Linked DNA regions of Homo sapiens: regions 1 and 2 are each linked to region 3. The links are chromatin loops, found by intact Hi-C in ENCODE. Cell type or tissue: sigmoid colon. All regions are shown on one strand. Links, peaks and the distances in the headings refer to the core of each region. The heading gives the core; the rest is flanking DNA.

Region 1 (7,874 bases), core at 3,121-5,620, 870 kb after region 3:
CTTCTTAGGGAAAACAGCTCTCTACAAGGAGATCTAGGCCCCCAGTGCCACATAATGGCTCCAATTTTGATATATGTATCAAAGCCATTCCTGGCCCCTCAAACTCAGTGCTGAAACTTCAGCGGGGAAGTCCCAGCCCTTGAGCTGTATTCCTGCTCCCCCCCAAGCTGAGTGGCTGGGGAGAGGTGGTCCTTTGGGAAGGAAGATAAGGTTGCTGCCTTCCCGGATGGAACCTGGAATTATGTTTTTAATCAATATCACATGCCAAAAAACCTGCAATGTTCCGCAACTCACTCTCAAAGTAGCCAGAAGGATACTCAGACCCGGGCGTGATGGCTCACACCTGTAACCCCAGCATTTTGGGAGGCTGAGGAGGGTGGATTGCCTGAGGCCAAGAGTTCGAGATCAGCCTGGCCAACATGGTGAAACCCTGTCTCTATTAAAATTACAAAAATTAGCCGGGCGTGGTGGCACATGCCTATAATCCCAGCTACATCAGGAGGCTGAGGCATAAGAATTGCTTGAACCCAGGAGACGGAGGTCGCGATGAGCCGAGATCGCGCCACTGCACTCCAGCAGCCTGGGCGACAGAACAAGACTGCATCTCGAAAAAAAAAAAAAGAAGGATATGTAAAGGAAGTTGGAAGTTGTGGTGGGCAAGGGTAGGGATTAAAATTTGGAGCCACTGAGGCAGAAAAAGAACCTGTGAACAGTTAACAGTCAAGAAGTTTTATTTTCTCAAAAGCATTTTAGTCACGATTAAAATGAAATCTGGGATGCTAGCTAAATTTTTCAAAGCATAACCTTTGGAAAAGATTATTTTAAGTATTTAGAAGAGAGTAAGCAAAAGGATCCTAGATGACAGGTGCCATGGTGTATGGATTCACAGAATATTGACTCACCCATGCATGTGGAGGCAAACAGGAATAACATTTTAAATACAAATTACTTCTTTACCAAAAAAAACCCCAATCACTGCATCATTATACAATCCACAGAGGAATCTAAGTAAGAGAAAAATAATCACCATTCCTCCAAGATAACAATCAACCTACTTTCAGGATGGGAAAAAAAGTGTCGTATGGGACAGAATCTATTCAGAGTTACAGGGACTGACCAAAAATACACATAATTAAAAGTATGCCAAAAAAAAGGCCTTCATCCCTTTATGCTCAGTCATGTCAATTTATAATTTTAAAATTATAAAGCCTTACAGTATTGTCTAAGATATACTAGGGAAGCATTAAATAAGGAGAGAGGAACTGAAGATAATGGAAACAAGAACAATTTATAAACCAGGGGCCACCAGAAGTTACCACTCCTGTAATTCACAAGTTATTTTACAAGTGGACAAATCAATTTATATGCTCCTGTGTGTTTTTAGAAAACATCCTAGATAGTCTTCCATTAATTATGTGGGTTCCAGGACATGTCAATTCTCGTTTCCCACAGCACCAGAAACCAAATTTAACCCACGTATTCTGTTACACTGGTCTGCATTTGTGTGGTTCCCACAGGGCTGGGTTGGCTCAATAATGCTGCACTCCTTCTGGAAGAACAGAAAAGACTTCCTGCCATTTGGACTGTGAAACACAGTAATCCACCAGGGAATAAAGGTCAATGTTGCACTTTTGGTCATTACTGAATCATTTGAGATGATCTGTGGTGAGGATGAGAGGAAAATCGAAGGCTGTGAGAACGCTGCAAATGGCTTGACCTCAGACCAATTTTCATCTCCATCTGTCTAATAGACATGTGGATAAAAAGCCCTCCCTCCTTCTGGGCCACTCGGCTGTTTTCAAATCCGTGGCACAAGCCAGGAACCAGTTAAACAATATATTAATGAGGGGAAATAACCTTCTAAGCCACAGACTAATGCTTATTCAGGTTTTAGATCATCAGCTGAAGTCTGGAACGCAATTTTCCAGTCTGCAAGCAGTACTGTAAAGTAGAAATTTTAACTAATACAGAGAATCATCTGCAGTGTAGGGGCATGTGCCAAAATCTCCTCACTTGTACATGCAAATATATGCATGCTTACACCTCCACCCTCCCCCCCCACACCAAAAGACATGCACACAAAGAGGAAGGGCAGTTCCAAAAACTGCGCATTGCTGCTAAATAAATCTTTTTTTCCCCAAGTGTCCAATTAAAGCTGCTTAATCATTATTTAGGCATTTCAATCCTTAGATACAAAATATTCTTGGGAACCCAGAGTCTAATCATCATTTAAGCCATAGAATAAATAAATGTTAATAACCCTGACTTTATACCAACGGTCCCCCTTTGCTGGTTTGGCCGAGCGACTTTTTAAAGATAATGTTGTACCACATATAAGTTTAGGCCCCCACAGTATATCAATGTCAAACAACATCGTGTCAAGCTAAGATTCAATTCAGGTAAGTGCCACTGCCAAATTTTCTTGTTCCCAGACGGGCTTTAAGATTATTTTATTGCTTAAAATTTAATTTGTTCCAACTCGTGTCTCCATGACAACGTTGGCCAACCCTGCAAATCATTTGGGTAATTGGATATCTTATCTTTCTATTGCTCTCAAATCGAATGATTCTGCTAGAATTGTAACAGCCAATCAAATTTACAGTCCTCCTGAGTAATAGACTTGGAAAAGTAGCCACATTCATCTCCTCTTTACAGCCATATTAACCAGTATGCGACAAACAGTAGAATCTGGTCTTCAAACTCTACTCCAAATTATAAATGGTGTCAATACCAATATTCTCACAATGCAAAGTCTACACAAAAGTCCCTTCCCTTTTTTTTTTGAGACAGAGTCTGGGTCTGTCGCCCAGGCTGGAGTGCAGTGGGGCAATCTTGGCTCACTGCAACCTCCGCCTCCCGGGCTCAAGTGATTCTTCTGCCTCAGCCTCCCTAGTAGCTGGGACTACAGGCGTGCGCCACTGTGCCCAGCTTATTTTTGTATTTTTAGTAGAGACGGGGTTTCACCATATTGGCCAGACTGGTCTCGAACTCCTGACCCTCCTGACACCTTGTGATCTGCCCACCTCAGCCTCCCAAAGTGCTGGGATTGCAGGCATGGCCACCTTTTATATTGCTTTGAGAAGCAACAATTGTTACTTATTCCTTATTAACTTTGAGCAATTTCAGCACTTTGAGAGTTCCAGAAGCTAATCAGAAAAAAAAAAATTAAAAAAAAAAAATCACAGCTTTTTTTGGGTATTTGATCTTGGATAAAATAATAACCCAAACAATGGCTGCATAAGATCAGTGATACACTGACATTGATCTGTCTGGGACCCTTTCGGTAGGTAAGCCATACTTAATAAATTAGTCAAGAAATAAGGATGGGCTGGGTGCCGTGGCTCATGCTGTTAATCCCAGCACTTTGGGAGGCCGAGGCAGATGGATCACCTGAGGTCAGGAGTTCGAGACCAGCCTGACCAACATGGCAAAACCCCATCTCTACTAAAAATCCAAAATTAGCTAGGCATGGTGGTGAGCACCTGTAATCCCAGCTACTTGGGAGGCTGAGACAGGAGAATAGCTTGAACCTGGGAGGCAATGACTGCGGTGAACTGAGATCACGCCACTGCACTGCAGCCTGGGCAACAGAGTGAGACTCTGTCTCAAAACAAAAAAGAAACAAGGATGAATACAGATTTAACAACCAGTTCAAAACTAATGTATTCTTAGGCTGGGTATGGTAGCAAATGCCTGTAATCCCAGCACTTTGGAAGGCTGAAGCGGGCGGATTGCTTGAGCCCTGGAGTTCAAGACCAGCCTGGGCAACATGGCGAAACCCTGTCTCTATTTAAGAAAAATGAAGGCCGGGCATGGTGGCTCATACCTGTAATCCTAGCACTTTGGGAGGCCAAGGTGGGCGGATCACAAGGTCAGGAGTTCAAGACCAGCCTGACCAACATGGTGAAACCCCACCTCTACTAAAAATACAAAAATTAGCAGGGCGTGGTGGCATGTGCCTGTAATCCCAGCTACTCGAGAGGCCAAGGCAGGAGAATCGCTTGAACCCGGGAGGCGAAGCTTGCAGTGAGCCAAGATTGCGCCACTACACTCCAACCTGGGCGACAGAGTGAGACTCCGTCTCAAAAAAAAAAAAGAAAAAAAATCTATATACTCAGAAAAATCCAGTCAGTATTTGAAACCTCCTTATACTTCCTCCTTATACTTCCATTTAATTCATAAATATCATAGCATCTAGGGTAGTCGATTATAAAATACAGATTTCTTATAAGATTCAAATGTCAGCAGTTCCCCTCCTAAGTTAGTGGTATGATTTTGGCCTTTGGTCAGCTAAAAAGTACAGAAGTTGGATACATTTCAATGGTCCAATTCCAATCTCCTCAGTAGCTGTGCAGAGACATTGGCTCTGAGGGAGCTCATGGCCCAAGCACTGTAAATGAGCCAGCCCACTTACAAATGGAAAAAGTTCTGGGACCCAGGCCAACTGGCAGGCTAGGGGGTTGTCAAGAACCTAGTGCTTCCCCTACAGATCCTCAGGGTGTCAGGGCCACTTCTCAAGCTAAGCAGAAAGAGCCATGAACGCGGAGCTTCTCAGCACACCCAGATCAGAAGGCGGCCAACTTTGGAGCTTGTTTGAGAGCAGGTACTGGCACAACTTGTCTGAACTGTGCCCTGCTTTATCTCAAATACTTACAAAGACACACAAGAAGTTTCTACTGCATTGTGCTTGGGATTAAGAGTAAACAGCCTAAACTTCCAGTTTGACCAATCCCAATGGCTCTGCCTTTCTCCCCTGCAATAAATTATTATTATTATTATTATTATTATTTGAGATGGAGTTTCACTCTTTTTGCCCAGGCTGGAGTGTGATGGTGCGATCTTGGCTCACTGCAACCTCCGCCTCCCAGGTTCAAGTGATTGTCCCGCCTCAGCCTCCCAACAATTTTTTTTTTTTTTGCTTCCCCAAATATTAGTACATCAGCAGCAGCTGTGAACCTTGACTGTCAACAAAAATCTCAAGCCCATGGAGTAGACGAAGAAAGACAGCACCACAACTACTCTACTCACAACTTTTGCACAGTACTTTACAGAGCAAAAAGAAAACTACATGCACACACTCCCCACAGGTGTACATATCCCTCATCAAAATGAAATTTTTTCTTTCTGTAACCAAGCAACAACTTGACCCTCTAATTCCATACCCTGCTTGTTTTCAAAATGACAAATTTTCCATGTTACATTCGAAAGAAAAACTCTGAAATATACCTCCTAGTCCTTATTCTGCCAAAACTTACTTTGATAGAATGAACCAAATCCTTTGTTGTTCTTCCATCCCTTTAAATGAAAAAACTCAACACAACTTTATTCTTACTGATAGTTACATTACTTAAAGCTATTGCCTTCCAAGGACACATTCTGCTGTTTGGCCAAAGTAAGACATTTTACTTAGACAATAAAGACTGCCAACAAGGCCGGACGCGGTGGCTCACGCCTGTAATCCCAGCACTTTGGGAGGCTGAGGGAGGCAGATTACTTGAGGTCAGGAGTTTGTGACCAGCCTGGCCAACATGGTGAAATCCCGACTCTACTAAAAATACAAAAATCAGCTGGGCATGGTGGTGCACGCCTGTAATCCCAGCTACTCGGGAGGCTGAGGCAACAGAATCGCTTGAACCTGGGAGGTGGAGGTTGCAGTGAACCAAGATTGCGCCATTGCACTCCAGCCTGGGGGACAAGAGCGAGACTTCATTTAAAAAAAAAAAAAAAAAAAAAACAGACTGCCAACAAGTCCTTTTTTTTTTTTCTCCTTTTAAGCCTAAAGATAAATGCTTATGATCTTAGAAGGAAAGAAATAAAACACGGTAATGGGAAAATCAGTTCAGAGGTAGGAAGGAAGCTGGGTTTGCAAAAACAAAACGGAAGTATCAGTGAAGCATGGCCTAGAAGTCCAAGAGCAGGGGTAGAGTTTTAAAGGGACTGCTATTTAGATCACAGCTATCCCTCAGAGCGCCCCCATGCCAGGAAACTACGCAACTGCTCCTGCATTTGGTAACTCACTTAATCTTGGTAATTACCCTATGGGGTAGGTGCTACTGTCATCCCCTAATCCCACTCACCTGTTTTCTCTTTTTCAAGGTGGAATAATTAGTATCCACACAAAGGGAGGCTGGGAAGGTTGACACGGGGAGGGGGCGGCTTCTGGCGGACCAATTCCTAGGGCACATGGGAGCTCCACGGATGGGGGCTATGACAACTCTAATGTTGTCATTGGAAAAGCTTACTGTAATAATAAACCCAAAAAGCCGACTTCTGAAAGCCAAAGAGCTGAGAAAGACAACTATGTGAGAATGGAGTGTGTACCTGTATCTGCAGGCTGCATGGGGCCTGGATGCCCTTTCTCCATCTGGTGGTCCATCCTTTATTCTCTCCATACCAGACCAAGACGCAGATCAATGTTAAGACCCTCTTTCCTAAACCGAAAGCAACCTTTTTATTTTCACTCACTAATCCATAGAGGCCTTTCAAATGGCACAAATAACGGTGGCTGCATTTTGTTCTCTAAATCAATTTTCTCCCCAGCCATCAACTAGATGTTCCCACACAGAGAAAGAACAGCCCTTCCCTTCTAATTCAAAAATCCATACTGCCATTGCCCTTGCAAACTGCTAAACAAGCAGTATCAGCAAGTCACTTGTGTTCTGTAATACATTTACTGCAAATCCCAATGGCTTGCCTTCTAATGCAGTTTTCTATTGTGTCTGTGCGTGTCAATACACTGGCTGGCCACTGTACTTATAAGAAGCTCTGACCAGCTGTTTGCTCAAGGCATCAAGAGGGCACCAAGAGGAAACAAAGACTATGCTCCTGAGGAGCAACCGGAAGGCCACAGCATTGAAGGGCCTGGTTCCACACACTGGGGTCCTCAATGAGGTTTTGTTTCTGGTCCTTACCCCCTTACCACCCAAGGTCCCTGAGGCCAACTGAAAATCTCCATCACGACAATTCCATACACACAAAGTTCAAAATCAGAGTCCTTTTGCAAAATTATTTCTATTTTCTTACCTATCGTTGCTAACAATATTTCCCCCAGCAAATATACTGGTTACATCTTAAAGGTAAAGTATAAGTCAAGTTTCATTGAGGGGTCAGAACAAAGAGAGGAGGACTTTGTAAGGGGAGTCCAGCTTTTCTGCGTTAAATAAAATCTCAAGTGACAGTTGAGAAAGAAATCACCTAAAAACCGTGTAATGGTGGATCACCTAATACAACCACGCCAAAAGTACAAAGGGCAAGTCTAGGAGGAAAACCCTATAAAAACAGGTGAAGACAGAATTCTTAAAATGTACATGGACGCCAGGTGTGGTGGCTCACACCTGTAATCCCAGCCCTTTGGGAGGCTGAGGTGGGAGGATCACTTGAGTCCAGGAATTCGAGACCATCCTGGACAACATAGTGAGACCTCATCTCTACTGAAAAAAATCAAAAAATAAATTTTAAAAAAAGTACATGGAAATCCCTGCTTCATGTTATCAGTCTAAGCCAAGGTCGGTAGCTAAAGAAAGGCCTGATCCTCTATCAAGTCCTTCCAAATTCCCCATATTATTAATTTATTTCTTGATTTTGGGGGAAGGAGGAGCCTATGGAAGATATATGACAGATAGATATTACAAAATGTTAATTTATAGACTCCAGGTATCATACAGGTGGGTATAATATGGGTATTGCTGTGTATTTCTCTTTTATTCTGTAATTTGAAATTTTTCATAATAAAATGTTTGGGAGAATGGAAGACACTATGTAAAGACTAAGTAAATAATCAGTGGTTATACTCATTATTACTAAGAAATCTGGTGACAAGTCAAGTTTAATGCCTTGAGAGAAGCTTGTCATGCAATTCATCTACACTCTATTGG
Region 2 (7,874 bases), core at 3,121-5,620, 190 kb before region 3:
AGGATTATACACTGTTTCTGTTATTAGTATGAGTCCCAAAATTGTGTATGCCTGGGCAATATTCCTCTGATCCTTCCTAGTGTTGGATTTTCAAAATTATAATTAAAAGCTGATCTAATTGGCTTTCATTGAAGGTAATTATAAGGGATGGCTTGATATCTGACGTCTTCAAAGTGTTGGAGGCTTTATTTTTAAGGTCACAATTTATCACATATTTAGTTTCCTTTATATGAGGATGTAAATATAAAGAATGAAGAAAAACTTGCTTCTTCTCTTAAGCTAGTTATACCAAGTCATCATTTCTCCCTGAGATATATAGACATAATTTTTTTCTTATACTTTGCTATAATTCCAGAAAATGCGCATAACAGTTTCACCCATTTCTTCAAAAAACACCAGCTTTTCATGAGTTTAGTAACTTTTATTCAAAATGTGGGAGCTAATGGAGATGGTTCAAATAGTGTTGGTAAGGCCTATTGTCACCTCACTGACTTACCCATTGACCCCAGGTGGCTTCATAAGCTTCACATTTTTCCCTGTTATGGAGAGAAACACAGCTTCCCACCTCTCTTATTCCCAAACTTGAAAGTCCCAATCTATCAATGTGCCCTGCAGAACAAAGGGCCTCCCATTATCACAGCTTTACTTTTTTCAAAAGGAGTTGTAGTTACAGATCCCAATTTATTTTTCATCCTGTTACACACAGATGCTTACATTGAACACTGTATGATCAATCCAATCCTATTTTGTCTGTGCTTTTTCAGAGAGCTCAAACCTAAATACATTTTCTTAATCCATGTTTTTGAATATTTGTGTTATCATTGTCATTGTGCTTTACATGATTCCCAAGATTTTATTCTTATCTAGATTGCTTTATTTTTCTTTTAAATAGCTCAAATGCTTTTTAGATGTAAATGAACTATTAATAATGTCTTCTTTTTTTATGTGTATATATGCACATATATATGTACTTGCACACATATATATGAATATATATATATTTATATATATATCTTTTTTCTCCAAGAACTTTTCCTCAATCTCTCCTATTTAATTCATGCTACCTCATCATTGTGAATTCTCATCTTCCATTTCGTTCTTCACTTTAGGGGCAGCTTGTGGGAGGTGTAAATGAAGCTGCTTAAGACGCTTAATGTGACACTTGGCGGATGTTTCAATCTCAGATTCATAAAATAACTGGGCATTAACATATATGAGATTTTCCATTTGTCATGAAGCTATCATGGCCCAGCTATATCTCTTAGTTGAATAAAATGACTCATGGCTGAGATTGGCTTAAGAAAGTAGCCTCCCCACCAGTTGTTTCAAATGATATTAAGATTGAAAGACTGTAAGCAATAATGAGAAGTGGAAATGAGAAAACAAAGAAATAAATTTAAGAATTTTGTCTAGAAAATAGCTTTGGTATTGTCAAAAACAAATCTAAAATAAGCAAAGACTTTATTCAAAAAGATTATTGCAATAGGGAGAATACACCAGTGACAAGATCTGCAAAGATTAGGCAGAAAGGGCTTTTCATTTTATAGGCAAGAGTAAACAAAGCTGGAAAGAACACAGTGTTGGAGAGGCGGCTAAGCAGGAAGTATGATTGGACAGTCAATCAGGAAATTATTTTCCCTACAGTCAGCCAGCTCTCAGGAGGGGTTGGCTGTGTACGAGAGTTGTTCGGCATTTTGGCGCTTGCTTAAGCTTAGAAGCAAAATGAAGTTCTGGGGCCTGGAGGAAGGAGAGAGGCTGCTTAAAGATTGGTCAGGTCAATTTGACGGGCACTTTGCACAGATTGATCAATGGAGGCAAACAGCTCAGCCAATCATTTGTGATATGATAATGTGAACGTGGAAGTTCTGTGTCTAGCGTCGTCTTAGGTAAACAAGGGGCCATCCTTGAGTTTCGTCTTATTCATATTAGGAAGGGTGGTTCTTTGTAGTAAGTTATTTCCAGGAACACAAAAAGATGGGAGATTTCTTAACCATCACTCTTTTTCAGTAGCACAGAGATCAGATGAAGTTCAACACTGTCAGGAATTACTGGGACATGGCATTCTCTACAAAAAAAGGGATCACAGTTCCATTAAATCGTGGAAGAAAGTGTACTGACAAACCATAAGCTCAATCTTTGAAAAATCTTTGACTGGCCAAGCTTTAAAATAACTCTTGATACCCCACATTTACGTGAGTGAGAGGGAGCCTGAAGAAAGCGTACAGTCTCCAAATTGTGCACTTGTCATAATTTTCACTTCAAATATGGTGCTGAAGTATAACAAACCGAAAAGAATCTCAAATATTTCTGCACCTGGGGTTATGAAGGACAATGAACAAGAGGTATCTCCAAGAATCCTGATTGATTTAGAAAACGTCCTCACCTTCAAAGTAGGAGGCCTTCAAAGTTGCTATGGCTGGAATATTTCCTTTTAAAAAGGATTTCATTGTGAGCATTCTGTATCTGCTCCATTCTTGCTTAATGGTAAAACTATGGAGAGTTGCAGATAGCTTGTTCTTTTAGACCTTTTACTGAGCAGAAACTCAAGTTTGGAGAGATTAAGAAACCAGAGTTGGTTACACAGCTCACATGGAGACAAGATAATATTCAAAGTCCTCCATATGTGCCGTACATCATGTTTGGTTTTCAGAAATCTTTCTCATATATTGTCTTATTTAATTTCCATAGCAATTATTAATGTAGGTAGTTCTTACAGATGAAAAAGATAGAGTCACATAGAAGTGACAAAACTCAAGGCTCAAAATATCTTGGTGGAAGAGCTGAAGCTTGAATGTATTTATTCTATCAATGCTCTTTCCACCTCTTTATAAGCCTCTTCACTTTCAATAGCAGCTCCTACCACCTAAAAAATGGCATTCTATTGTTCATACATATGTGAAAATGGTAACTAACAAGCCACATTGACCAGAATTTTGAAGTTGAGCTTTGCTTTTTTCCACTGATTTAGAAAAGATAACTTTACAAAGAAACATCATTTTACTACCTTCTCAATAACAGAACACTTAGTTCAGTGTGATATTCTTTAATGGTTTTGAAAAGAGATTTAGTTAGAGATTATTAATTTCGTCCAGATGTGAAAAAGGGTGAAGATAAAGTAAATATTAAGCATAAGAAAGGAGAAATGTGCTTTTCACTTTCACAAAACGCCTTTTGTTTGCCTTGCTCTTGACTTCTGCTGCTCACAACCGTATTTGATGGTCCACAAAACCAGAGCAGAATCAGAACAGAAGCAAAACAGGCTGTGGAATGGGCAAGTGTGTTCTACTGACTAGCAGGGCTATAAGTCTGTCAAGGCCTCTAGCTCACCTTTGTTGCCAACAGTCTCTGAAATAAAAAGTTGCTTCCTCAAATTGCTACTTACAGTTTTATACTAAAATTCTAATGCTAATCAGAAAATAGAATTTAAATAATGTCTGTTGGAGGAGGTAATTATGCATCCTTACTTGGTACCATATAGGCATGTTTATTTGCATATGAAGATTCTGAGACAAGAGGGGCTTCTCCCACCTTCAATTCTTGGGAGCTACAAGAAAAAAAAATTTAAAGTTACTTTTCAGAGCCTTACAAATAGAGAAGGCTGATAAGTCTTTGGAGGGCTGCCGGGTGCAGTTTTAATCCTCAAAATGTGTGTCTGTTCAGAATGCATAGTTACTACACATTCCCATTTGCATTTGCACCCACCCAGTGCTACAAAACTATTATGGCAAATCCAAAAAGCCCATTTCTTGCTGGCCAGCTCAAAATGCATGAAAATGGTGATCAAAGATATCAAAGGAGACAGTGATCCCCGGAAGTATTGTTTAAAAGTGATCCATAGAACAACATTTCCAGGGCAAAGAGTCCCCCATCAGAGCATATTTGTAATAATGTTGTGGCCTATTTCCACTAAGACAGAAAATGTGGCATTAAAAATGTGCCATGTCTCCGTCAACCTGTGACACATTGGAGGACAGAAAAGGGAGGATGAATATCATGCATGGGGATGATGAGGGTAGACAGACGAAGTGCTCAACAAAAAGGCAGCCCATGATCTGGAACACGAACACTATAAATTCACAAGTAAACCATTATTAAAACTTTCCAGATCCATAAATGCTGCCATTAATCACTTCCAAATTAACCTGATGTGAGTTAAATTATTGCAAGTTCCTGTGTAAATTAAATTATTATTAGTTGCAGGGTTTATTCGTGTTGGTAGAGGCTGCACTAGGAAGGAAGGGATAGTGAGACCTACCGGTTTCAATTTACAAAAGAGGGTTTGGGGAAAAATATTTTTGCTTGATTACGAGAGCAAAACCACTTCACAGTATAATATCATAATAATTATAGCCATATATCATAACATGTCATAAGTCCAGGACAAAGCTCAGTAGCCTTTCGTAAGCAGCAGCCAACAATGCAAGAAAAGCAAGTGAATGAGGTAATGGATTTCTTTTCCCTTATTCCACTAGAGAGCAGTGTTCTTTTGTACAAATCAGGTAGGTTGTTTGCTGCAAAGAACCTGTAGAGAAAATCTACATTAGGAGAGGTTTTATTAGCAGGAGAAAGGTCTCTTGCATAAAACTCTGCATTCTGAACAAAAGGTGAAGACAGTTTTTTCCAGCCAACTTGCTCTTATTGATGTAGGTATACCTCTGATACCTTATTTTCATATGGAAAAGTGTTGGTTATTCAAAAATATAACATGAAAACTATAGATTACATTCTATAGTAAATTTTTCAGATGGCAATCCTTTGCCAAAACAGATCTGTCAGTAACCAACTATTAGTTATCTTTATGGGTAATACAAAAATATTAATAATTTTTTTAACAAAAACTCCTAAACAATTCAGGAGCAAAAGAAAGAGTGAAGAGAAGGAATTTATGTGTGTTGTGGAGTTTTACCAACCTCCTCCTTTTCATTTTTTAACTCATTATACTGCTAGTACCTTTATTGCTGTTGCCAAGAACAGCAACTTTGCATGATAGACATTTGTCTGCTTCTCTAAGAGAAAATATTCTGTCATAGGCAATTTGGCTACAACTCTTTGATCTATAAGTTGACATTCCAAGAACCCCAAGGCCAAGCTAACAATAGCCGAAGGTTGTTTCCTCATTTGATGTTGTATAAATACGCTTCTAACCCTTCAGTTTCAAGTACTTGGAAACAGGCATAGCTAAACCATGAGTTTACGTGTTATGTGTGTATGTAACTGACTGCCTCTCTAGTTCAATATGAATTAAATTACTGGGTAATTTTGGTTTCTTCTAGAAGGAAATGAATATGCTCTTAAGTATTTAGAATCACTAGAAAGCCTTTTAGTTATTCCTGGATACAAATCAATGTCACCTGAAGTGTGGTTTCCTTGTGGATTCAGCCCCATTTTTCTCCATTTGCTTTTAGTATTATTTTTCTGATATATCACATCACTTTGCTATTTCTTTTCCCTAAACACACTGAACAATATAGTTGTAGGCAAAAATATCTTGGGAGAAAAATAAATGGGGAAAAATCTGAGGCCTGACAAATAACAATGGGAAAGGCCCTTCAGAGTATTCACTTGTTAATTTCGAGAAATCAGAGCATATGAAGTGTCAAGTTTGACACAGCAGATCCTGGGATTTATTTGAGCCTGCTCTTCTCTGCCTGTGTGCTGCACTTTCTGACACAGTACATGTTGAGAATTTAATATTCCTTGACCAAAATAAGTGTGGATTTCTTGAATTTCAAATCCAGATATCTTGAAGAACAGTGTTTCACATAAGATTTAGTACATAGACGGTGCTGAATAAACAGAGGTGGATATGCGAATGATTGAATTGGAGATAAAGTAATAAATCCCTCCATTTCAATCTGTTCCAATGCCTAATGCTTATGAGTCAGCTACATCAAAAGCCGTGCTTGTATCACAAAAACCCACAAATCTACTAATTAGACATCAAGAAGAGAAGAGGGGACTTAACGGAGTTTCTATAAACAACTAGACCTAGGTTTGAAGCATAGCTTTACCATGTATTTTATGTGTCACATATTAGGCTAAGTTCTTTGAACCTTGCCTTCAATATTTATACAAATAATGAGACTTAACAATGCTTCCCTGCCAAAATCATGTGGACAACTAATAACTATGTACTCAAAACAGACACTCAAAAACAGAAGAAATCATTTCTAAGTAAATAGGGGCACCCAGCCAGAGGTGTAATCTCTCACTTTTAAATGAAATATTTTGATTAGGTCAGATGATCTTAATGATCTAGGAGAAGTGCTAAAATATTGCAATAACATATTTTGCACCCATCTGTGAAAACGTCAGCTAAATAAATTATTAAGTGAACCATCTGATTTGAAATCTTTTGAATATCCCAGCCCTGGAGTAGGGGAGAACAGAAAATTTCAAAACATGTATATATATTTACATTTAGAATCAATACTTTGAAAGACACTTAAACTGAAAATGCATATACCCATTTGGGAGGGCAAGTTGGTGATATGTTCAAAACCATAAGAAATATTCATAAACCTTGAGGGAGTAATTCTATTCCAAGAAAGTCTTCCCAGAGAAATAACAATCAGAAATATGCAGTCAAAAACCTATATTTCTAGCTGTTTATAACTTTTTTTTAGTAATCGTGAAAAACTAGTTACAATTTAAGTGTCTCACAATAGGAGATTAATTAAATATATTATGGTATTTCTTACAATAGTCTATTATGAAGCCATTAAAACTGCATTTTCAAATACTGTTTAATGACATGGAAAATGATCAAAAATAAATTTAAGTGAAAAAGGAGGATATAAAACTGAATTTACAATGTGATGCCAATTTTGTAATACTGAGCATTTCATATAATTATTTTTATTCAACGTGTTTCAAGTATTCAACCAAAATATTGTCAAAGCATAAAACCTTAAGACAAATGAATTGCAAGATTAAAAATAAAATACTCTTTTCTCTTTTCTATCCACGTCTATCTGAAGCTCATATTAATTATCATGAGCATAGACTGGTACAATCTATATTTTCATAAGATTATAATTTACTTCTCTGTACATTTTATTGTTCTTCAAATTCTAACATAAGAACATAGAACATTTATTGACAGAAAGTAAAACAATAAATAATTTAACTACAGATGGATTGTAGTTTAAGATATGTCTTTTACTTTACACTATTATGTTTAAGAAAATTTGACCATGTTTGGCAAATTTTTGAATGAGCCCAAATGAATTTGATTATACTTTATCTGAATTTTCCAAAGGGCTAAGGAATGTTGTGATAAAATGTATCTGATTTAAATTTACATGTCTGACTGATCACTTAAGGGGACTCCTTAGAAGTTTATTTGGAGAGTGTGCAGAAAACCTGCTGGGACATGGCAGAACCAAGTGAAGAAACAAGAGCTAGATAATTTTAGTCACCCTCAGAGAAAAATATTATTAATATGCGGCCTAGACTCAAAGCTAGCCCTGTCTAAACCTATGGAATCCTTCCTATATTGGGGGGGGAGGGGAAGAGAGTTGTAGGTAAAAACCTGTACATGCTGCTTCTCTAAACTCTCTAACACATTTGGGTTCAAACAATACTTCTTTGAAATCCCTTAAACAGATTGTCAGGTAAAAAGAAAAAAAAATAGGTGCTCTTCACTCCTCTTTAGCACTGATACCCTGAAAACTTACAGAAGCTATTAATTTAAAAATTGAGTCCTTGGTTTCTCAAAGGGAGAGACTTTGCACTTGGCTTAGCAACCATTGGCAGGAACATTGCTATTCCTAACCCAGCCACACCACAGTGCACTGTGCCTGCAAGACAGTGAACATTTTCTTGAATACATCTGAGGTACCCAAAAGGTGCTTCCAGATATAATGTGGAGG
Region 3 (7,874 bases), core at 2,555-5,054:
ATAGGCCTTTTACGTCCCCATTCATTCTATTAGAACTCTGCCACCCTCACGAAAACAAACCCATGCTAGCCTGGTGGAGTATGAGGAACTATGAAAAGAGCTGAGTCATTCCAAGTAAAGCCTTATATATTATGCCAGCCAGTCCATAGCTGGCCCAGAGTAGACCAGTGATAAACGAGCAAGCCCAGCTGAAATCAGCAAAGCCAAGCCCTGGATGATGTAGATGATCCATAGACTTTACAACAAAAATAAATGTTTATTGTTCTATGTCATGGGTATGTGGTTATTATTTAGGCATCATTATTATGGCAAAAGATGACTGAGATAACCAGCCAGAACATTGTTATCACCTAGACAAAGTAAACTAGGATTATATTTAAGATATGTTAAGCCAAGAGCATAGCCCAGACCTTTGGAAAATGATCAAATCTGGAAATTTTATAGATCAGACTACATATATATTGCCATTTCACACATCTTTGACTTTAGCAATGTATATCTCTAGAGACGGGCAGGGATGCTATCCTTCTGTTTATAATATCCTTCTCATTTTTCTTTACATGCATAACTCATTCTTTAAGATTCAGGGCAAGATGTTAGCTCCTCCAGGAAATGGATGCTGAACTTACACTGAGTTTCCTGGGCATATCTTTATTTTAGCTCTCAAAAGTGTACCGTAAGTAGAATCAATGTATTCACTTCTTTATCTCCCCTTCTTCTTCAGCCCACTTCAATCTGGCTTCAATCAACAGTCTTTGGAATTAGCTCTCAAAAGAAACTGTAATTATGAACAGCACCCATTCAAGGAACATTTATAAGTCCTTATCTCACTTGACTGCCTTGCACACTTAGAAACAACTGAACAATCTTCTGGAAGCATCTTTTTTTGTGTGTGGTAGTCATATACAATTATAACTTAGCTTTACTTCTGTGAATTTTTAAAATCTCTGTCTTTCCCTATGTCCTACTAAAGTGTAAAGTCAATGAGGGCAGAGATCCTGTCTTCTTTTTTTTATGAGGGCATACTCAGGGCCTAATACAGTGAGTGCCTGGCACAGAGTAGGTGCTCAATAAATACCTCTGCATGAGTGAATGCAAGTATCACTTACCTTATTACATAAAAATCATTTTCCTACATTGATCTTACCCCCACATGGTAAGCTTCCAGATGGCAAGGAAAAGGAATTATTTTGTATTTAGAGTGCCTAGCCCAGGGATTCAATTTTTGTAAGAATAAAAGCTAAAACATATCATTTTCCATAAATGTTTGCATCATTTTAAGACCCTTACATGTGTGATTTAATCTTTCAATGATCTGTGAGATTTAGAATTTCCCCCTATTTTGCAGATAAGGAAAATGAGGCACTAGAAACTTCACAAGTATTTGTTAAACTGAACCATATGCTCTAACGGCAGACATACAGAAAAATGAAGAGGAATAGCTACTAATACTGGGCTGGAAATACCTCAAAGAGGTGGCAAACCCCAACTCTGTCCATGTCTAGGGATACAGTGTGCTAAGTGTGTATTCCCTCCATTCAACTAGTACAGGTCTGTAGAAAACTGTTCTGTGTTCCTGGGCCCTCTACCTGTCTCACAAGAATGTCTATCTACCCTCTACCTGGTCTCACAAGAATGTCTATCTACCCTTTGCTTCCTCATCATAGTCGTCTACGTGGAAATACCCCCTTTGTTCAGCCAGCCCACTGTTCTGATTTATTTCTTCTGCTCCATTACTTTAAGGTCTGCTCATCACATTAACCTAAATCCCTGGTGCAAGTCCTGACACACAAAAATATTCATTCGTTAATGAACACATCACCTCTTAATTTCCTAGACAAAGACTTTCTTGACTATCAAAAAAAAGTAACTCGTCCTTCATATGTTTCATGCTATATTTTGCTCTTTGCTACATGTAAAAGTAAAAATAACAATCTAAACTACAGCATGAATGTGCAATTACATACTGTTTTTCACAGTTTTAATGTTTGTAGTCATGGAATTTGATTTTTGGCCTTAAAACTTCAGAGAACAGAGGTTAAATATAGTTAACCAACTTAAAACCATAGCCTGTGCTTCAAAATGGGCAAAATAAGAAGTGTATTGGTCACTTATTTGACCTGGATGATGATGATGAAAAAATAATAGCTTAGTAAATTGTCCTGCTTGGGAATTACCACAAGATAGAAGATGGAGACTATCAAATGTGAATCCAGAAATTATAGAGTTGGAAATACACCAAGACATTTTGAAAATAATCCTTACTTTTACAGAATGTGCTGTTTGTAGAAAGTTCCTTGATCAGTATGATTTTTTGCTCTATTCTCTGTCTATCGATTCAATATGCGAGTCCATTTAAATTTCCCTTCATCACGTTAAGATCATAGAGGAAATTGCGTACCTCAGGAACCAATTAAAGCTTAACTCACCTTCTTCTGACCGTCCCTCAGCAGCTGTTCCCAGAGAAAGTTGGAGAGAGCTCAAAGAAAAACTGCCTTGGAACAGACTCACCTGGAACTCATAGACTCCATCCGAGTCTGCGCTGCCAGGGGCCTTGGCGTCTGTCTCTGAGTTGTCATTTCATTTAGCCTGAGTGTGGTGTTCTGTACTGGGTGCTAAGGGGAATTTAGGGCATAGATTAGACATAGTATTTACCCTCAGGAATCTCACAGTTTAATGGAGGAAATAAGATAAACACACAGTGAATTAAGAGAAAGTAGATACATATGTACACATAAAAAATATTGATTTAAGTTTGGGAAAGAAGAGGACATAGAGGCAAAGGGTTTAGATGCTAATTAGAAAAGTCTTGCTGATCAGCCTTCACATGAGTCTAAGTGGAAGGAAAATTCTCTGTGTGCTGAAAGAAAAGGGACAGCTGTTCCAGAGAGGGATTTCTTTCTTTTCCCCCACCCCCACAGGGCCTGGATCAGGAGAAGCAACTCTGTACTCACGGACTATAAATCACATCCACATGACTGACCACTTGGGTCAATGGATGATGCCACGGAGATACTTTCCCTTGGCCTTCTAGTAATCTTGGATTAGCCTGGTTAGCATGTATTATTTTCTCTGTTCCTAGCTCTTCACCTGTCAAGTGAGTTAATGTAAAATAGTTTATCTCTTTCATTAAAAACATGATGCTGGTCTGTTTGACAAAAATGCTTATATTACCCACTTTTGAGGAGGAATATGTAATTTATATAGGATGAATCTAATATAATATTTGCTCTCCTAAGGCCTGTATTTTTCCAGAACTGATGGCCAGGACCATGCTTGACTTTTGGCTTAGGATGGCACGCATAGGAAGTAGGCACTTAGGCTTTGCAGGAACGCTGCTACCCTGGGGAATTCCAGACAACATCACCCAAAGAGGTCTGCACAGTTCTGTGTCACATTGCTGCATTCTTATACTCCTCACATTCTGTTGGAATAACATTATCCCATTGAACAAACAAATTAAAACAAAACAAAATAATTTTTTTAAATTTCCAACATTTATGGAGTTAAAATGCTCTCTCTCTCTCCTTTTTTCAATTTAATCAGAGGCTGTTTTTTCTTCCCCCCTTGGTGGGGGGAGCTGGGGGAAAAGAGACAGATGGTATCGTTTGCAAAAGGAAAGCTGAGAAGTTACTCATATATCTTTCAGCTTTGTGGCAAATGTGATGCCAAGATTCTTGCTTGGAGTGTATACTGCAATACAGGCACAGAGGCGTACCAGAAAGGGTGAGGCCAGCGCATGGAGGGCAGTGCAATAAATTGCTGTGGGCTGATCCAACACCAGAACATGTGAGCTATTAAACTTTGGCAGCTATTTTATTTTTCCCTTATGGAGTTTCAGACCTGTCTTGTACACTGAGATAGGTTTCATCTGGTTAAAACTTGTGTCGTATTTAAACTTCCTTCAGATCCATGGAGTTGGAGGGGAAAAAAAAAAAAAAATAAACCTAGCATATCCCATAACACACTGAAATGATGTTGGGGGTGGGAGAGGGGCAGTAATTGTGCCCAGATAATGTTGTCATACTTTGTAAAGCCTTTAATGCTGGAATTTATTTATTAATGATGCATGGGTTATTACCCACCATCTGTCTTGTGTTAGCAGTGGGCTGTTTCAGATTATGGTAATGTGTTTCTGATTTGAGTTGTGTTGAAAGCCAGAACAAGGCATCTCATGTGCAGTCCTCTTTGAGGCCTGCTGTTTTCAATTCCTCTTCACATAAAGGGCTTTTATTTGATTTGTTATGGGGATTTTTTCTTCTGTTGCCAAAACAGCTGCAAGCCTGGAAGGGAATAAGACACAGAGCCACATCAAACTTGTTAGCTTGTAAAAAAAACAGAATGTTCCAGGAACCAGAAAAAAATAGAAGGATGTGGGAGAGTGTATGGAAAGGAGAGGAGAGAGAGAGAAAGAAACTTTAGTAGCCTATTTGGCTTTCATATTTTAAAATGTATACAGATATATTTTGTTACTTAAGTATCATAGGTTAAATTGCATTGTATTTAATTTATTATGCCCATTCACACCAAACAGAATGGCTTTCTTTTCAATTGTTTTAGTAGTCTGTTTGCTAGCACAAAAGCAATAAATAAAAGTCCCCAATGAGCTAGCTGCCCTTCCTTAGGCATCAAAGCAAACACCCAGTTGTTTAAGCTTGATTTTTTAAAATGTACCGAACACATTCATATTTGTGCACAAAGAAAAAAAGGAATAAGTAACAGACATCCTGATCCAGAGTTCTTTGTCTCTGTTTCTCCCTCTCGCATGGCTATGGGTCAGCAAACTTCTAGATCACTGCTACCCAGGAGCAACGTTGATGGAAATGCCCTATGTCTTCTGTCTTCAATATGATAGCCACGAGCTACTTAAGGCTACTGAGCACTTGACATGTGGCCAGAGTAACTACCTACATTTTTAATTTTATATAATTTTAATTAAATACTTACATGTGGCTAATTGTCATTGTCCTAGAGAGTGTAGTTCTAGAATTAACTAAATAAGAGGCTATTTCTTCCCTCTGATATAAAGTAAAAGTCATCGCATATTAGTTATGGCTACAGCTTACTTTTAACCTAAAGAATTTGTTTGAAAGCTTTTTCCCTGATGTATTATTCAAAGTTGCTAGTGCCAAGGCTGTCTCTCAGAAGGCCACTGGCAAGTTCTTTCTTGAACCAAGTGCATAAATACTCTATTGAAATATGGATTTAGGCGAAAACTTAATGCTTCTCGTGACAAATAAACAGCCATAAAGAACTGTAACCAGAGCTTTCAAATAATATCAAATCTTCTAATGCTAAGTATATTCAAGAATTTATTTTAAATTTATTGGCTACAATTCTGTCTATTCATATTGAACAATGACTAATTGTTTTTGGAACATATGGTGTGTTCACAGATATGCTCAAAACCATTTGAAACTGACTTTGTGACCACTGTCCAGATTTTTGTTCATCAATTTTTTTAGAAATTATATTTATTAAAACATAAGCATAATTTGGAGTATCTTTTGTTGTAGATCTTCTTTTTTACAACTTTCCTACTGGTGGAGAAGAGGCTGTAGAGAGATAAGCAGATAAAGAGATATAGCAATCATAAGATATGTGTTTACCATTATCTGGTGCCTTTGCCTCCTAGACACACTAGACTGCATTTCCCAACCACCCTTGCAGGGACCATGCAACTGAGTTCTAGCCAATGGAATATGAGTGGAAATAATGTATTCCATGTCAAGACCTGACATTCATATACTTTCTGCATAACCCTCCTCTTCTTTTATCCGATGCCGAAAATCCAGCAAATAACCCAAGTTTCTAGAAGATAGCCATTAGAGGAAGTGAACCTAGATCCCTGAGTAACAGAGTGAAGCAGAGTCATCTTTCCCAATGATACAAAATTAGACTGTGATTGAAAGAAAGAAATGCATCTTTGTTTTGCTTAAAGTCATTGTGATTTGGAGGATTTTTTTTTTTTTTTTTTTGTAATTTTACCCCTGGCTGATGGAAAATGACATCTTGGAAGAGTAGTCGCAACAGGGAGAACCTCCTGCAGTGTGATCTCTACTAACACTCTGTCCCTTGGCTTTGTTATTTAAAACCCTACTTCTAAGGGTATACCTAGAATTGTTCGTATTCAGGGAGCTGAACTTACATTATCCAAGTAAGAAAGATACTACATGTAAAAAATGCAAGGTCAATTTATTTAATATGTTTATTTAAAATATAGAATTGACACATAGATCAAATTTTAACTAAAACATTCTTTTCATGTAGCAAAGTCAAAGTTGCAAGCCAAATATATGGCTAAGTCAGATGGGCCCTCTCATAGCATCTTCTGCATTGCCATAAAAATGACCGTGGCTTTGTTCATAAGGCTTTGGAGAATTTTTCCTGGTTCCTGGTACCATCCTTCTTCTGGATACTTTTACTCTTCACAGTTCTGCCCCTATAACCTCTCTCCTGCCTGGGCTTACTTTCTCAGACCATCCAACTCAGATTGATGACTCAACTGGGTGGCCTGCTTGGCTTGTTATTTTGAATTCTCCATAATGTCCTGTCCTACTTCTGTATATTGAGGCTGTGGGCTTTTCCTGCCTTGTCCTCCACTGTTCTGAACTCCTAATACATTACAGTCTCAAATCAAAGCCTGTATTTGTGATTCCTTCTCATCTGGACAAGGGTTCAACCTAAATAATAATCAGAAGGTGACTGAGCAGGTATAATGAACTGGCTATTTGTGTCCTTCCAAAATGTATATGTTGAGGCAATAATATCCAATGCCATGGGACTTGCAGATGGAGATTTTGAGAGATCATTACAATTACATGAGGTCTGAGCAAGGGGAGGGAGAACATCAGGGTAAAGAGCTAATGCATGTGGGGCTTAATACCTAGGTGATGGGTTGATAGGTGCAGCAAACCACCATGACATACTTTTACCATGTAATAAACCTATAATTTCTGCACACGTATCTCAGAACTTAAATCAAATTAAAAAAAAAAAAAAGCTACATGAGGTCCTAAGGGTGGTGGGGCCCTCATGATGGGATTAGTGCCCTTATGAGAAGAGTTACCAGAAAGCTTGTTCTCACTCTCCATGCCACACTCCCAAAGAGATTATGTGAGGACACAGTGAGATGGCAGTCACCTACAAGCCAAGATAACAGGCCTCAGAATAAAACCTATCTTGCCAGCACCTTGATCTTGGTCTTTCAGCCTCCAGAACTGTGACAAATTTTTATGGTTTAAGCTACCCAGTCTATGGTATTTTGTTATTGCAAAATGTAAGCTGAGAAATTACATATATATCTTTCATCTTTGTTGCAAATTTGATGCCAAGCAGACTAATGCAGTAGGTGATTAAAGCAAGGAATGATTGTTGGAACCTGCTGGTGAATATTAATAAATTAAATATGTACCATAAGCCAACCAGGATGGAGAGGATCTGTTAGTCATCATTGACTTCTCATTTTACAATATTGTGGACACATTAAATTTGGTTTCAGGATGTCCCCTTTTTTCTGGAAATAATATTAACCACTCCTTTTGTATTAATATTGTTTAAATTTTTACAATCTAAAAATTTAACTTTAAATTTTAGCTTGTAGAATACAGTCTATCCTATCCTGATATCAGTGAAAGAGGACCTGGATTAGGGTTAAATATATTTCAGTTGTTTTGTTTCCAAGATATTGTGGGTAGACCTTATCATCATATCCATGTATTGACTAGGAGAGGCTGTAAAATATATCTTAACTTCAAAGATTCATTGTAAGTCATAACATAGACCCCAAGGTTATTTGAGTTCTCAAAGCCAACTGTTACAGTCAAAATATAAGGTGATATATCTGTTTATACTGAATCAGTAAGTCACGGATA

What was found. A loop is a pair of places that touch in the nucleus more often than their neighbours do. Peaks named below come from ENCODE experiments on the same cell type or tissue, not always from the same donor. Only the 100,000 strongest peaks of a DNase experiment are listed, where the experiment ranks them.
Region 1: it touches region 3 in a loop (6-fold over the local background); 4 of 110 quality-filtered maps call a loop at or near these places.
Region 2: it touches region 3 in a loop (5-fold over the local background); 2 of 110 quality-filtered maps call a loop at or near these places.

The regions. Positions count from the first base shown.
Region 1 is chr9:81,667,561-81,675,434 of GRCh38, forward strand. All of the region lies in intron 4 of TLE1 (TLE family member 1, transcriptional corepressor), which reads right to left. Among named protein-coding and RNA genes, the nearest start is that of TLE1, 18 kb to the right of the region's middle. RefSeq lists an enhancer at 5,814-6,108. In sigmoid colon, for the core only: no CTCF peak of the experiment used is centred there; a DNase peak (open chromatin) is centred at 4,441.
Region 2 is chr9:80,600,857-80,608,730 of GRCh38, forward strand. No RefSeq gene overlaps it. Among named protein-coding and RNA genes, the nearest start is that of LINC01507, 780 kb to the left of the region's middle. In sigmoid colon, for the core only: a CTCF peak has its summit at 4,470 (motif pointing right); no DNase peak of the experiment used is centred there.
Region 3 is chr9:80,794,294-80,802,167 of GRCh38, forward strand. No RefSeq gene overlaps it. Among named protein-coding and RNA genes, the nearest start is that of TLE1, 890 kb to the right of the region's middle. RefSeq lists enhancers at 3,492-4,764, 3,915-4,426. In sigmoid colon, for the core only: no CTCF peak of the experiment used is centred there; DNase peaks (open chromatin) are centred at 3,728, 3,998 and 4,228; H3K4me3 peaks cover 587 bases.